2 separate regions of the Mus musculus genome follow, and region 1 is linked to region 2. Evidence: chromatin loops called from intact Hi-C (ENCODE). Cell type or tissue: left cerebral cortex. All regions are shown on one strand.

Region 1 (8,000 bases), 140 kb before region 2:
GTACATGAAATAAATATAGTTCTTGGAATTTAAGAATGGAAGGACTGATAAGACTCACTGAAATGAGCTACATTTGAACAAAGAAAGCATAGCCTATTCAGTATGTTGGGTATTTGTGAGGTAAGGGGAAGAGAAAAACAGCCATCTGTCTACATCCTCAGTACCACTGACTTAGTAGAAAATAAAATGACAGACTCAAATATATTAGTCAGTAGTTTCAGGGAAAGTGCAGGGTTCACATGGCCTCCTCAACACTTTGTATGTATATGCATATTTGTGTGTATGTGGGTCTGCATGTGTGTGTGCATTTGTAAAAGAGGACAACCTTATGTGTTGTTCCTCAGGTCTCCACCACCTTTTTTTTAAAGACAGGGTCTTTTGTCGGCAATTTCCAGAGAACCACTTGTCTCTGCCTCCTCTGTGTTAGAATTAAAAGTATTAAAAGTAAAAGATACAATTTGCAAAACACAAGAAAATCAAGAAGAATGAAGACCAAAGTGTGGATACTTCATTCTTCCTTAGACTAGGGAACAAAACACCTATGGAAGGAGTTACAGAGACAAAGTTTGGAGCTAAGACAAAAGGATGGGCCATCCAGAGACTACCCCACCTGGGGATCCATCCCATAATCAGCCACCAAACCCAGACACTATTGCATATGCCAGTAAGATTTTGCTAAAAGGACCCTGATATAGCTGTCTCGTATGAGGCTATGCCAGTGCTTGGCAAATACAGAAGTGGATGCTCACAGTCACCTATAGGATAGAACACAGGGCACCCAATGGAGGAGCTAGAGAAAGTACCCAAGGAGCTGAATGGGGTCTGCAACCCATAGGTGGAACAACTATATGAACTAACCAGTACCCCCAGAGTTCGTGTCTCAAGATGCATATGTAGCAGAAGATGGCCTAGTCGACCATCATTGAGAAGAGAGGCCCCTTGGTCTTGCAAACTTTATATGCCCCAGTACAGGGGAATGCCAGGGTCAAGAAGTTGGAGTGGGTGGGTAGGGGAGCAGGGAGGGGGAGGGGAGAGTATGGGGAATTTTCGGGATAGCATTTGAAATGTAAATTAAAAAATATCTAATTAAAAAGTATTATGAAACTTTTCTTTTCTCTTTTAAATATAAGTTCCAAGTATCAGACCCAGGTCCTTATGCTTATAAGGCAAGCCACTTTTTGACTAAGCTCTCCCCCTTGCCCTTCCTTGACATTTTGAAAGATCTTTCCATCTAGAAGCCAGGATAGCTACACAGGGGGCAAAGGTAAGTTACAGAGAATGAGATACCTGAAGAACAATGTTTTAGAGGCTTTAGGGTTAAGCCACTACAAGATCAGTACTTGTGTGATTCTGAAGATATGCCTCCCCTAAATTTTGTATTGTGGAGGTCTTCATTTGTCTCAGCCCAGCCTATAGCACTATAGCCAGGTAAAGACTGGGTACAGAAGTTAATATTAGAGGCATAGAACTTCAGAAAAAACTAGGTTCCTAGTTATGTTAAGAATCTTGCACAAGTAGCTCTGGATCTACTATGGAAGAAAGTCTTTGAGAATTGGAGTGAGAATATCTGATGAGATAGACTTAAGAATTTTGAATTCCCTGATATCCAAAGTGCTTGTAGTTTATAGAAGTTAGTTCAAACCTCTGTTGGAATTCATGATGGAATTCTTCTTACCTTGAAAAGTTTGATGAAGCCTTCAATGAGACACATGTCTTATAAAACACTTGCCACTTAAGGCTCTGCCCTTACCTAATTCTCTATCCACCAAATGCATAGCTAGGGCCAAATATCAGCAGAAGCATCTTGAGGAAGTCCCAGGCCTGTTATGGTGGGCAAAGAGTCATAGAACCTGCATAAGATGCAGACAAATGGCAGGAAAGAATACTGGGGGTGGCATAGAGAACAGTCAGCCATGGTTGCAGAAACACAAGCCTGAGTTATGGACATTTGTTGAAATGATGCCATTCATTCTTGACCTTGGATTGCAAGCCTGGATGGAACCCTGAGTGAATGGGCTGTGAGAGTTTTTGGAAGCTCAAACATGATGATGAAATGAAGTAGAAATGCCAGAGCTACTTAAAGGATACTGAGAAAGGAATGTTGCTGAAGTGATCTAGTGTAAGATCTGAAGGGTATACATAAGACCAACATGCTATACATATTGGTCACATTGCTCAGCAGAACCTAATGAGATACTATTTTTTGCCATTGTCCTAATAAATATGCTAGTTAAGGTACATTAGCATTGCCAGTAAGCTATCCACTATGAACTGTAACAGACAGTAGACACTGTAATACAATTGAACTTTCTGGCAGCAATGGGGATAATGAGATCCCAGAAGAGATCAAGAATCATTGGAACAAAATGTGCATAGTGAAGAAAATGGACAGACTGGTCAGAAGGCTGCCAGGGATGCCTGACCCCATAGTAACCTTTGAAGAGGAATCATGAAACATGATGTCCCCAAGAGCAAGATGAGACCACCCTAGGGATGCTCCTTAATATAATTTAAATTTATTTGTATAGATACTTTTGTCTGCATGTATGTCTGTGCAGCATGTATGAGCCTGATGCCTGCAGAGGCCATAAGATAGCATCAGATGCCCCTGGAATTGGAATTATAGAAGGTTTTGAGCTGGCCATGTGGATGAAATACATTGAACTTGGATCCTCTGGAAGAGTAGCCAGTGCTTTTAATACTGCTCTCTCAAGCTCTGTGAATATGCCTTAATATAAACAATCAATCAAAGGTCATCAACAAGGCATGAGGAAAACCTGGCATCATCTGTGCTCATAGAAAGCTGAAACCTTTTGCTATCCTCTTCATAGTTTATCTCTGGGGTCATTTTTATCCTGAGCCTGAGTTGGGTTGGTCACCCAAATTAATAGCCTTTTTCTCAAGGCTAAACAGCAGTTTCTTTATATTAGAGCCATACATGTATGCCCAGATGAGTCATCTCAGGTGTAGCTGGCTCACATCTGCCAACTGTTGGAGCCTTCCCCAGCTTGCCTAGCTGCTCCCAAGTTCTTTCATAGTCTTCCAAAATCATTGAAACCAATTCCAATTCTTCAATAGATTAGAAGGATATTGACTTATTTGAGGTTTTCCATGTGTCTTTGGGGAGGTATAGACAAAATAGGATGAGATTGTTGGCTACACAGTGTGAATACAGTCTGCAGTATTTAGATAGAAATTTTACCAAGGTTCCTTGGCTTTCCATCTGGCTCTTGTGGCATCTGACTTCTGGAGTTTAACTAGCATAGTTTTTGATCAGGATGTAGTCCCCTTGATTGGGAAAGAGGTAGCAATGATTGAGGCAGAAATGTGTACAATCAGCAGTTAATAGACTGTCGCCTGAGAAGACTTGGATAGTCCAAAATTTAGGGTCATTCCCCGTGTTTTTCTTACCAGAAAGTGAGTGGAACTTCCTTATAACCACACCTCTAATAGTCCCATTCCTGCTGGCAGGCAGAAGGCCTGCAGGACCTGATTCAGCACATTTGTGTTCAGGAACAGATTGAGAGGATCCTTATGAAATCAGGACTAGAGGGGACTTCCAAATGCCTTGAAGTTGCTTGGTCTCCTAAGCTAATTATACCACCCTACCAAGCATATAAAAGAGGAACTAAGTTCATGCAAAAAGAGTGTGATTCCCCTCTGGCTCATGGTGGATTTCTTCACCCTTTATTCTGAACATATCCTTTCTTCCTTGGTTCTTCTTTTGTCTTAACCCTGTTGGCCCTTTCCCTATTTTAAAAATAATCAATGAAAATAGTTAGGTTGTCCATCAACCATCCTGATATATACACTGTCTACGACTCCTGTTTGGCCTACTGGCTAAAAAAAAGTCAAAGAAGTGATTCCTAATATTTTCTTATACTCATGGATCTGTGCCTAGCCCAGACATCATCAGAGAGGCTTCCTCTGTCAGCAGACAGGAGCAGATGCAGAGCCCTATAGCCAAACATTAGGTGCAGCTCAGGAAAGCCCACAGAAGAGAGGAAGGAAGAATTATAGAAGCCAGAGGTGCTAAAAACACCACAAGAACATGGGCCACAGAATCAACTAAGCAGGGCGCGTAAGGCTCACTGAGACTGAAACCTCATTCATGGAGCATGCATGGGTCTGAGCTAGGTCCTTTCCATGCATGCTATGGTTGTTTAGCTTGGGAGTTTTGTGGGATTTCTAGAAGTAGCAGTAGCAGTGGAGGTGTCTCTGACCTTTTCCCTGCTCTTGGCACTCTTTTCCTCCCATTGGGTTGTCTCACCCATCCTTAATATGAGGGTTTATGCCTCATCTTATTGTATATTGTTATGGCATGTTCAGTTGATATCCCTGGGAAGCCTGTTCTTCTCTGAAGGGAAATGAAGGAGCAGTGGTTCTGGGGGAGAGGGGAGGTGGAGAAGGGACTAGACTGTGTGGATAGAGGGGAAACTGTAGTTATAGTGTGTTGCATAAGAGAAGAATAAATACAGAGGGGACAAAAGGAATGAGTTTTCTCAGTTACCCAGCTGGAATTTCAAACTGAGCAATAGTTTATTATAAAACCAGGGTTCTGTCTACTGTTTCATGCTAGATGTCTGGATGGTCAGAATGTTTACCTTTATAAAAAGTTTGTTAAAAGAGAGCTATGATATTTACTAAAATATAATTTCAAATTTATGAAAGCTGTTGGTTGATCATTTCCCAAGCTGCATTTTTTGCATTTTGTAGATTTTATGATTTCTGTGGTAACACTCACACAGAAGAGATAGAGGACCCTGTGCTAGAAGACTGTACTGGAGGACCCTGTGCTGGAGGAATTGTCACCATCTCTGTTGAGACTAATATGGTTCTTCCCTTCCACGCATCCATCCTCTGTCCAAACACCATCTTGACATGTGTAAAAATCTTCTAGATATTGGACTTGACTTTCAATGCTTTTTACTTTCCATGGTAACCATGTGACAGGATAAAATGTGAATCTCAGTAGAAGACAAGGCTAGACTGAGATCCTGCTGCTGGGCTTGGCAATCACCCAAGATCCCTGCTGCCCAGAGCTGTGTCGCCACTCTCTAGCAACCTCCAAGGTGCTCAGTGCTGTGTGCAGTGTTACCCATCAGACACCTTTGCTGGCTTCATATCGGGGATGTCTTCATACCACATGGCAGAATTTTTCTCTTAAAATATCCCTTTTCCCCCAGTTTTAGCAACAAGCTTCTGAAAGCTGAATTCATATCACAAAGCTACTTCCCACAACATTTTCACAAAGTACTACCATTTTCTGATACAGAAAAGACTCTACCTGACCTGAAGAGGAACAATCAGATATTCTCCAAGGACAAAGCCTTGTCAAGCACACTGGTGGACAGGATGAAATAGGACATGTAGATCTAAGTGTGTGGTGGCTGTGTTCTCTCAATAGTCTGGGAGAGCAGAGGCTAATGGTCTGAATGTACAGAAACAGATGGGAAGGTTCTGGAAGTTTACCAGCATCTAGTTCTTGTCACTTTTTGAAGCTCACCAGCTTTAACATTCCTCCTCTTTTCTAAAGAGAAGAGGAAAGAAAGGAAGGAGGTAGGGAGGGAAGGGAGGGAGGGAGAGAGGGGGAGGAAGGAAGGAAGGAAGGAAGGAAGGAAGGAAGGAAGGAAGGAAGGAAGGAAGGAAGGAAGGAAGGAAGGAAGGAAGGAATTTTACTTGGAGTTATTCTGCTTGACACTTGTGAGTCATAACTCATGGATCTGGTTAAGTTTAAGGCATAATCTTCCTCTTCATCTTTGATTTCCCATTCTCTTGGATTCCTGTCATCTTGCCAACATCTGGAATTGAAATCTTACATGAAACTGATTTTTGCCCATTTGTCCACCCCAGTCTCCTTCCTGCCCTGCTTGCTTCCCCACCCTTTAGGACACAGCTTTGTCTAGAAATATTGCTCTGGTCACTGTTTCTACTACCAGAGCAACTCCTTTTCTCTAAGTAAAGTTTCCTGTGTATTCCATAACAAAACAAACCTTGTCTGAATTTTCTTCCTTTGCTTGATCCAGAATGTGCTAATTTCTTGATTGCTCACTTGAGCAGAACCTGTCCATTCTTCCAGGAGCCCTCATGATTTGGAGTGAAGCTGAGGAAGTAGCCAGTGCCAGGGTTTTTCCATATTGGCTGGCAGGCCATATACCTTCACCATTTTGAAATGTTTTCTTAGGTGCTTGTTACTCATGCCATCATTGCTATAATTTTAAAACTACATCCACTCCAAGTTTAGTGGCACAGACCTTTATTCCCAGCACTCAGGAGGCAGAAGCAGGCAGATCTCTGAGTTCAAAGTCAGCCTGGTCTATAGAGTGAGTTTGAGGACAGTCGGGGCTACCCTGAGAAACCCTGTCTCAGAAAATAAATAAGTAGATAGGTAGATAGGTAGATAGGTAGATAGATAGATAGATAGATAGATAGATAGATAGATAGATAGATAGAAAGATAGATAGATAGGTAGATCTCCTCCCCAAAACTCCTAAATATATTGAGGACTGGGGACCCTAATTTGGTCATGACCTTTGACTCCAGTCATCCAAAGCATGCTCAGCATCTCTCTGTCCTGTCTCCTATTCTGTTTGGGGGTTTTGTTTACTTTCTTTTCCCTGTGGCTTTCACTTGCACATTTGTGCTAAAATTCTCATTCATCTTTGAGGTAAATACTCTTCTCCCTTACTGTTTCATAGTAGAAGCCAGTCATGTCAAATAAGCATTGTCCCTACGTCTCTGCAAGCTAGCTTAAGGTAGCTAAGAAGATAAAAAAGAAAAATATATACCTTAGCTGGTATAAAGAGGGCAATGAAGAGTCCCTACTCTGTCTTCCCCACTACTGGGCGTCCTCATGTGAGGAAGTGGTTCTCCAAACTCCTGAGATTCTCCTTTAGCCCTGCTTGATATCAAGATGTCTGAGAATGACAGAGGGATAGACAGTGTTCAGCCACTAGACACCACTGCAGCCACCACCTCTGAGTTCTTGTTTCTTGAGGAAGGTACACCCTAAATGTAAATATCCTGATGCTTGGAACTGGAAACAACTTGACACATAACACTATCAATATAACAACAACCTCAATTAGAAATTAAGGGTGGCGAGGAGGGGGGGGGGGTGCGGGGAATGTGAGCTCTTGAGTTTGCTGTAGTGAGAAAGCAACTGTGAAACTAACAGTCCATTGCCATACTGGATGGAGGTGAGCTTGGCTGCTGAGTTCTGTGTGACAGGGTTGTTAGCTGGTGTTACATCCTCAAAGCCTATTTCCATGCAAGAATGTGGTAGAGGCTCAATAAAACAGAAGAAAGAATGGCAAGGAGTATGAGCTCAGCTCTTGAGTGTCTAAATGGCAGAGGAGAGTGCAAAAACTTTAGAAGGGTCATCAATTTTATGATTTATTTGCAAAGTGAATTGTATAGTTATAATTAATTAAGAAATTAGATCTCTGGGTTGTTCTTTTGTTTTTGCTTCTTTATGGAAAGCAGGTATCTGTAAGTTGCTATCAGTTTATGTGTGTATGAGAGAGAGAGAGAGAGAGAGAGAGAGAGAGAGAGAGAAATAGTTAGATAGACAGAAACTCAGAATAATATCCTTAGTAACCAATTTCTACTGGATGAATGTCAATTTTCTAGATGTGATAAAAAATTTCTATTAGCAATTAGCATATATCATGAAGTTATTTTACATACATATTGCAAGCATTAGCATTTCCAGTAAAACTTTGAATTAAATGAAAACATCACATATTTGTGATAACTTCTATAAAACAGAAAGCTAAATCAAATTAATCCCCTATAGGGTTGGAATTCAATAGTTTAGCCAAATTACATACCAATGGTTTCAGCATTAGAGACATCTGGCTGCTGTCATTGTTTAATGCTATTTGACTTCATTATACTAATGTGGTTAGATAATTCTTATTTTCTTTTGTTTACTTATCATTCATAGCAAACACTGAAATACCACTCTATCTTAGTCTTAGGAAGAAAAATTGCTAGAG
Region 2 (8,000 bases):
CCATAGTCCTAACCCTGATCGATGGGTGGTGAGTCATATCTGTCTTCTGTGGTTATCTGGAAAGAGACATTCCCTATCCAGCATGACATGACCCCACACTGTCTCTTCTCACCTCTCCTCCTACTTTTCTTTTATTCTTTCTTTCTTTTTTTTAGACTTTATTTTTAAAATTACATGTCTCAAGTCTCAGACAGTACCTGTAGGAGGGAATGGGCATATGAATACATCGCTGGTTAGCTCAACCAGCCCAGTGTCAGAGAGCACACCCCACTCTGGAAGAGGTCTGAAGCCTACAGACATGGTCATCACCACCTGTTTGTTCACTGCACCTTCTTTTGTGGGCTTCAGGAAGAATGAAACAAGCCAACCCCAACTCTACAATGAAAAGAGGGCAGAGGTGTTTCAAGCTGCTGCCTACACTAACTCTGTCAGCTAATGAAGCCAAGGCCCCAGAGCCTGAAAGATACCTGAGGGACTGGAAAGGTGACTCAGCACTTAAAAAGCAGTACTGCTCCAGCAGGGGATCTAAGTTCAGCCTCCAGGGCTGACACTGGGCAACAGACAACTGATGAAACTTTAGCTCCAGGGCACCTGATGCCTTCTTGCTGAAGGTACCTGTATTCATATGCACATTCCTTCTGACAGGTACACACTGAGATGTGTAATTTAAAAAAAAAAAAAGTTTAAAAAAAAGGAGAGAACGAATTTTTAAAAAAGATGACTGCCACTGGCAGGCCTCCAGAAAGGAAGTATGGAAAAGACAGGTGAAGTATACAGGTGTACAGGAGCAGAGCCTGTGCAATCTAGAAAGAGTGTGCAGCTTGTAATGTCTATTAAACCTGAACTCATGACTACCCTATGTGTCACCACCTGCATTCCTGGGCATAAAACACACACACACACACACACACACACACACACACACACACACACACACACACACATTGATGCACAGTAAACATCTCCATGATGGCCCAAAGCTGGAAAGCAATAGTAGAAACACAGTGGACTGACTTAATCAATTATGGTATCTTTAAGAGAGAAGACCCTGCTTCATGCAGCATGGCTGAATTTCACAGATGTATTATCAGTTGAAAGGAGCCAAAAGTCATAATACTTGATCCTATGTAACGGAAGCTGAAAACCGTACTGCTGAAAATTGGCAACTAGGGTCAACAGCATAGCACTGACTGCTGTGGGGGAGGTGCGTTGCAAGTGGAGCAGATGGGATGCAAACACTCTTCTGCTCTTGGGCCCAGGTGATTCATTGAACTTTGGTGTGTTATCTCTACATCTTCCATAAGGTTGATGATTTATATTCTAATAAAATGTTTACTAAAAATAAAAATATTAGGTGTTCCTAACACCAAACAGTGAATAGCTGTTATAGAGACTCTGTGCCCAAAGAAAGCAATTTTATATAAACCAATATTCATGTTAGTACTGACCCATTAGCCAGGGAGGTGTAGCTTACAGAGCGAACTGCCAAGTTATGTTGTCGCTTTCCTTTCACACATCCAGAAAGCTCATTTTATTAATTTTATAGTTTTCCATTTTCATTTAACAAAGTGTGAATTTTTGAGCATGTATTTTATATTAAAGTTAGCATATAAAGTAATGGGTTTCATTATAACATTTATGTGACTATATTGTGACTTCTTTTTCCTGATTCCTTTCCCAGAAAGTTTCTCTTTTTTTTCTGTTGTTTTTGTTTCTGTTTGTTTGTTTGTCTGTTTTTTATTTCAGTGTGGGGTTACACATGCATATGGTTGCCCAAGGAAGTCTGAAGAAAGCATCAGATCCCCTGCGTCTGTAGTTACAAGCATTTGTGAACTGTGCAAGGTGTGTGCTAAGAACCAAGAGCCAGTAGTGTCAAAGAGCAATGAGTGAGGGCTCTGAAATATTAAGCCATGAGCCATCTCTTCAGCCCAAAACAGACCTTTCTTCTTTAAATTTGTTATCATTGTGTGTGTGTGTGTGTGTGTGTGTGTGTGTGTGTATGTGTATGATATGCACATGTGTGTGGTGTGCATGAGTGTGTGCATATGTGTGATATTCATGTGTGTGATATGCATGTGTGTGTGATATGCATATGTGTGTGATATGCACTGTGTGGTATACATGTGTGTGTGTGTGTGTGTGTGTGTGTGTATGTGTGTGTGTGTGCGTGTGTGTGTGTGTGTGTGTGATGAGCATATGTGTACTTTCTCAGCAAGTTTATTATTGGTATATAGAAAAGCTTCTAGATTTTGTATATTGACTTTGTGTTCTGCTACTTTTCTGAACATATGCATCAGGTTTGAGAGTTTTCTGTAAGTACAGGATCATGTTGCCTGAAAATGTGAGTTCTTTGACTTCTTCCTCCCTCACCCCATGTCTTTTCTTTTATGCCCTAGATGTACCTCTAAGTATAATACTCAGTGAGAGCAAGAAGCCTATATCATTTCTGACTTTAGAGGACATTCTTTCATTACTTCCCCCCACTAAGTCGTTTAATATAACGTTGGCTATTGTTTGTCATGCATACCTCATCTTAGTTGAGATATGTTCCTATTTTTCCCCTAGAGCTTTTATTTTGAAAAGATGCTGAATTTTGTCAAAAGCCTCTGTTGAGATGACCATCTGATTTCTGTCCTTAAGTCTATTTATGTATCAAATTACATTTATTGCTGGAAGCAAGAGTTGTCATGCATTAGCCCCGTTAACAGAAGAATGTCCCAATGTGCTAAATGATAACAACTGTGTATGAAAGTTTTCAGATGTTTCAAAGAGAAAGCTAGGGTAAGTCCAATAATAGCTCATTGTGTTCATCTGCAGGGAATCAAGGTTGGAAGTTCATGCTGACAAAAGCAAGACAGCTCTCATTATTGTGAATCCTATTGAAATTCAGTTTAATTCCCACACTGGGGATAAATTTACTTGGCTTTTGTAGCTATACCATTTTCTCTTTGTTTAATGTATATAATCCTGTAATGTTTGTTTAAAATAGATCTTACTAAATTTGTAGTAGCACACCAAGCACAATGTTCGTTGTGGTATTTTTGCTTCCCACATAGACACATAGATCATTATATTTTGTCTTGCCTCCTCCACTGCCACCCCTACAAACGGAACTACTTTGGAGAACTGCCAAGAAAATAAAACAAACATTACTTAACAAATAAAGCCACTTAGACCTATATATAATTTTTATGATGTTAGCTACTATTACTCAAAAAATCTCACGCCTTGATTAGGTGAATTAAATTAGAAACTGTGCAAGTAGTAGCAGTTAATAGGCACAGTAGGGGTGAACAAGCTATCTTACCGGCATTTATGGCATTTATTTTCCCAGAAGAGTATGGAATTATGCTAGAATTTGATAAAATTGCATACACTGCTGCTTGTCACAAATGTATTCTGATGAGTTGAAAGTACTTTGCAGTAGGAAATGTCAACAGAATGAATGCTTGTTTTGGTCTCAAGCTTACTCTTTAAGGATTTTATTTTTAATTGTATGTGTACAATCACTACAAGTATATATGTGCACCATGTATGTATAATGCCCATGAAGGCCAAAGAGAGCATGGGATCCCACTGGGTTCACTGGAGTGAGCCATCCTATGGATGCTGGGAACTGAACCCAGGTCCTCTGAAAGAACAACCAATGCTCTTAACCATTGAGCCATTTTTCTAGTCCCCCTTGAACATGTTCATGTAATCTCGGGTGGATAATTTTATTTTGGGTTTCAAGTCTTCTACCTGCTGAGAACCAGTCAACATAAGCTTAGATGACAGCAAGATCTTAGAGACCTTAAAAATGGTCACTGAGCTCAGCAACTGTGAATGGCTATGCACCAGAGTTCTTGGGAGCACTGTAACTGGGAAGGGTGTGTGAAATTGGTTACTTTTTCTAATCTATAGAGCCTGAAACTGGGGATGAAGGAGGGTAAGTAGATCTGGGATTTGAACTCACTTTCTGATGACTAAGCTCACATGTGGTCTTATTAAGACCCAAGGACTTCTGCTAGGCTAGTTTTTTCCCTCTCAACCTTTTGTTTAACTTTCATTCATTTATCAGACACATAATGTCAGAAAACCTCAGTGTGGTGTGTGTGTGTGTGTGTGTGTGTGCGTGTGTGTGTGTGTGTGTGTCTTCGCCACTAGAAGCACTCCTAAGGAACTTTATGTGTCTCTCCTTCATCTTGGATCCTTCAGAATAGTCATTCTCTAATAACTAGAAGACCTGGCTGCTAGCAGGCTGGCAACTTGGAGATTCTTATTAGCTCCACCCTGCTTGCAGAAGAGGGGCACCAGGTGCCTTAGACCAGGTTACCCCTGCTGGTCCCTATACTACATTCCTTTGAAGAAGTCAGCAGGGACCAGATCTCAGGAAGCAAAGAAAGGGCCAGTGGCTGACGGGAGCCCTGGGTTCAGGCTGGAGAAGCATAGCATGGTCCCCGAGAGGGTATCCATCCACCCAAGCATGCTGAGTAAAATATATCCTGGGACTCAAAAGATTCTGAAAGTAAAAAAGGATGCTATTAATGGCCACTCGAGGGCTATAGGACGATGCTAGAGTTGTCTCAGGCAAGGTGAGGCTCCACAAGGCAAAGGCGAGCAGACTTCAGAGCTGGCCTCCCAGGCCAGGGACTTCCATTCAGATTCTCAGTGAGGTTCTATGTTCTATTAACACCAAAAGCCTCCCTGACAGAGCTGGCAAAGAAAGACTGCTACAATGGGAGATTCACACACAGCTGCTGCCCAGAGCAAGACACAGCTGCTCCCAGTTGATCCCACGGTTTGCCCCTTACTGTCCTCTTTACCTTCCATAACACTGAGTTCCTATCCCCTTCCTTGCTCACGTATTTCTAAAACTCCTATCTGTAAGGACATGACTTGTTTCCAGGAAACCTTGGGTAGAAGAACGGGGTGATGTTGCCCTCTGCTGTTGCCTAGAAAGCAATGAGCACTCACAGGGCTTGTAAGGGCAAGGGTAAGGACAGAAGCGCAGAGAATCTAGCATGCGGGTGGGCTCAATGTCTTCTGATTTAACCCTTAGAGTTTCTCGAGAGCACACTCTTAAATGCCTCACTTTTATAGATATGTACTCAGAGAGAGAGGCTGGATAGGTCATTTATGGTCATATAACAAGGAAGCGGGTAGAATTTCTAACCTAAATCCTTTTTGTGTTTTCATTTATCGTGCATTTGGGTGGAGGGAAGGAGTTGGTATTGAAATCAGCTCTCCTTCCACTACGTATATGGTTCCCAGGGATTAGCCCGGGTCATCAGGCTTGGCAGCAGGCATCTTTACTTGATGAACCCTCTTGTCTGCTCCAAATTAAAATCTACCCAGTTGTCAAAAGCCCATGGCCTCTTTTTTTTTTTGTATTCTGTAAGCTTGTGTAAGTTTTCAAATATTCAAAACATATTTATTCGACACAAATTTAAGCCAGAAATTGAACATGAGGGTAGATTTATTTATTCAGGAGACCTCAGCACATTTTATGTGGTGTGTATGCACCAGGAGGGGACAGGTAGACCTTGGTTCATGTGTTTACGTGATTTCTTTTATCAGTAATGACCTCAGACACCCTTCACAAACTTTTCCTAAATCGTTTGTAAAAACCCGTCTTCTTCACTGATCCCTGTCTTGCTTTTCAATCTTCTTGACAGCTTCTTTAGGACAGTTTTCTTGGTTATCTTGAATTACAATCATAGGTTCATTTGTCCGATTCCTGTCCATCTCCTTGTACAGTAGACTACCTGAGCTCAGGCTGTCGTTCTAGCGTTTCAACCTTCCAGAGGAGCTCTTCCCACAGGGCTCTGCCCTTGAGGCACATGAAGAAATTGAACTATGACAGACACCAGCGGTTTCCTTCCTGGAATCTGAAGGCTGGGGACAGAGCTCCGGCACAGAGGGCTTGCCTAGAATTCATGAGGCTCTGGCTTTGACTGCTAGCACTGAGAAAGTAATAGGCAAGAGGGGGCTACAGGGCTATACTAACCATAGACAAACAAGGCTTTTGGATCAGGATGGCTAGAAGGCGTTGTCATTTCAGGAAGTTCGCCTTTTTCAACTGAATCCTTATACAGTGTGAACTATCCGTGTTAAGAGCTCTCCAATTCATAGCCACACAATGCTCAAAGCATGAGACAGCAAACCACGTTTCTGGGAAGCAGAGAGGTATAGTCTCTCTGGGGCCGGCATTCTCCACTTTCAGAGGTACGTCTGTCTCTTTCACTTCCCCTTTCCATGTTTGGCAGGCTCTGTTGAACCCTAGTTCCATCATCCATCCATGCGACTGCACTCTTCAGTAGACCCTTCCTGCCGTCTAAATGCTTTTTCTAAATGGCTTTTACTGAGACTCTGGAATGCAGTCTGTTTTAGGGAAATGTGTCTAACCTCCTCACCTCTAATTCTGTTCCAACTCAGCTGTCTTCCCACAGGCCATGTATTACCCTGTTTAGGCAACTCTAAATTCCTGGCATGCTCAGTTAGCAGCAGCATTCAACGCCACACCATCTGTCAGGAGTTTAAGCCCTGGCTCACAGGACGGTCGTGGAGAAAGCAGATTAGAAACTAAAGTTTGCATGTGTATCCATGCTAGCAAGGTCAATTTTAATATCAGAATGCAAACATAGAGCACATTATTTTCACTCACAACAGGAAAACACAAGAATCAATTTAAATATCAATGAATTAAAAACCAACCAGTATTAAAGCCCAATGAAATGTTTTACAAGACTTCATATAATCCTATAGTTTTGGAACGTATTATCAACCCAGAGATGTATTAATGCCCTTCAGGAAAGGAACAGCCTATCTTTCTACACATGTATTTAAAACCATGGATCTAGTTGGATTTGGTTAATGTGTGTCTCTCTGTGTGTGTGTGGTGTGTGTGAATGCTTGTGTGTGTGGTGTGTGTGTGCATGCTTGTATGTGTGTGTGTGTGTGTGTGTGTATATATCTCCGTTCTTTTTTTTTTTTTTTTTGAGGATGTGTTTTTTTTTAAAGTTTTTTTTTATTAGGTATTTTCTTCATTTACATTTCCAATGCTATCCCAAAAGTCCCCTCATACTCCCCCCCCCACACACACACACACTCCCACTTCTTGGCCCTGGCGTTCGTTCCCCTGTACTGAGGCATATAAAGTTTGCAAGACCAAGGGACCTCTCTTTCCAGTGATGGCCGACTAGGCCATCTTATGATACATATGCAGCTAGAAACACGAGCTCTGGGGGGGGGGCGCTACTGGTTAGTTCATATTGTTGTTCCACCTATAGGGTTGCAGACCCCTTTAGCTCCTTGGGTTCTTTCTCTAGCTCCTCCAATGGGGGCCCTGTGATCCACCCAATAGCTGACTGTGAGCATCCACGTCTGTGTTTGCCAGGCACCAGCATAGCCTCACAAGAGACAGCTGTATCAGCGTCCTTTCAGCAAAATCTTGCTAGTGTATGCAATGGTGTCAGCGTTTAGAGGCTGATTATGGGATGGATCCCCGGGTATGGCAGTCTCTAGATGGTCCATCCTTTCATTTCCGCTCCAAACTTTGTCTCTGTAACTCCTTCCATGGGTGTTTTGTTCCCAATTCTTATCTTTCCCTCTCCCCCCTTTTTTTCCCAGACCCTCCTCTTGGTACCTCTCAGGGTCACAAAGAGGAGAGTTGAGGAACAGAACAGAGCTGATGATCCTACCCTCATCTCTGTTGGTCAAGAGTTTTCTAAGGGAAAGAAAAGACACAAAAGACACAGGACTCTGGTGGTCTGTGAAGACTTGATTCCCCAGAGAATAACAGCTGCGATACTATAGTTCTGAAAATGTTGTATAGCGGTTGCATAATTCTGAAAAATGGATAAAAATCTTGTGGTTACTTTTAATACCCATGATTCAAGGCTCTCTCCAGTCTTTGACACATATGCTGAAAGGATTTCTTATTCCTCTCTTTGGCATTTGTTTTCAGGATGTGGCAAACGTCACCGAGTGACCACATGACCCAGCATTTGTTCCTACAG

The links. A loop is a pair of places that touch in the nucleus more often than their neighbours do. Peaks named below come from ENCODE experiments on the same cell type or tissue, not always from the same donor. Only the 100,000 strongest peaks of a DNase experiment are listed, where the experiment ranks them.
Region 1: it touches region 2 in a loop (2.2-fold over the local background); 7 of 42 quality-filtered maps call a loop at or near these places.

The regions. Positions count from the first base shown.
Region 1 is chr5:95,894,549-95,902,548 of GRCm38, forward strand. No RefSeq gene overlaps it. Among named protein-coding and RNA genes, the nearest start is that of Gm25937, 31 kb to the left of the region's middle. In left cerebral cortex, no CTCF peak of the experiment used is centred here; DNase peaks (open chromatin) are centred at 3,603, 5,081 and 5,393.
Region 2 is chr5:96,031,571-96,039,570 of GRCm38, forward strand. No RefSeq gene overlaps it. Among named protein-coding and RNA genes, the nearest start is that of Cxcl13, 79 kb to the left of the region's middle. In left cerebral cortex, a CTCF peak has its summit at 4,922 (motif pointing left); DNase peaks (open chromatin) are centred at 3,092, 4,898 and 6,426.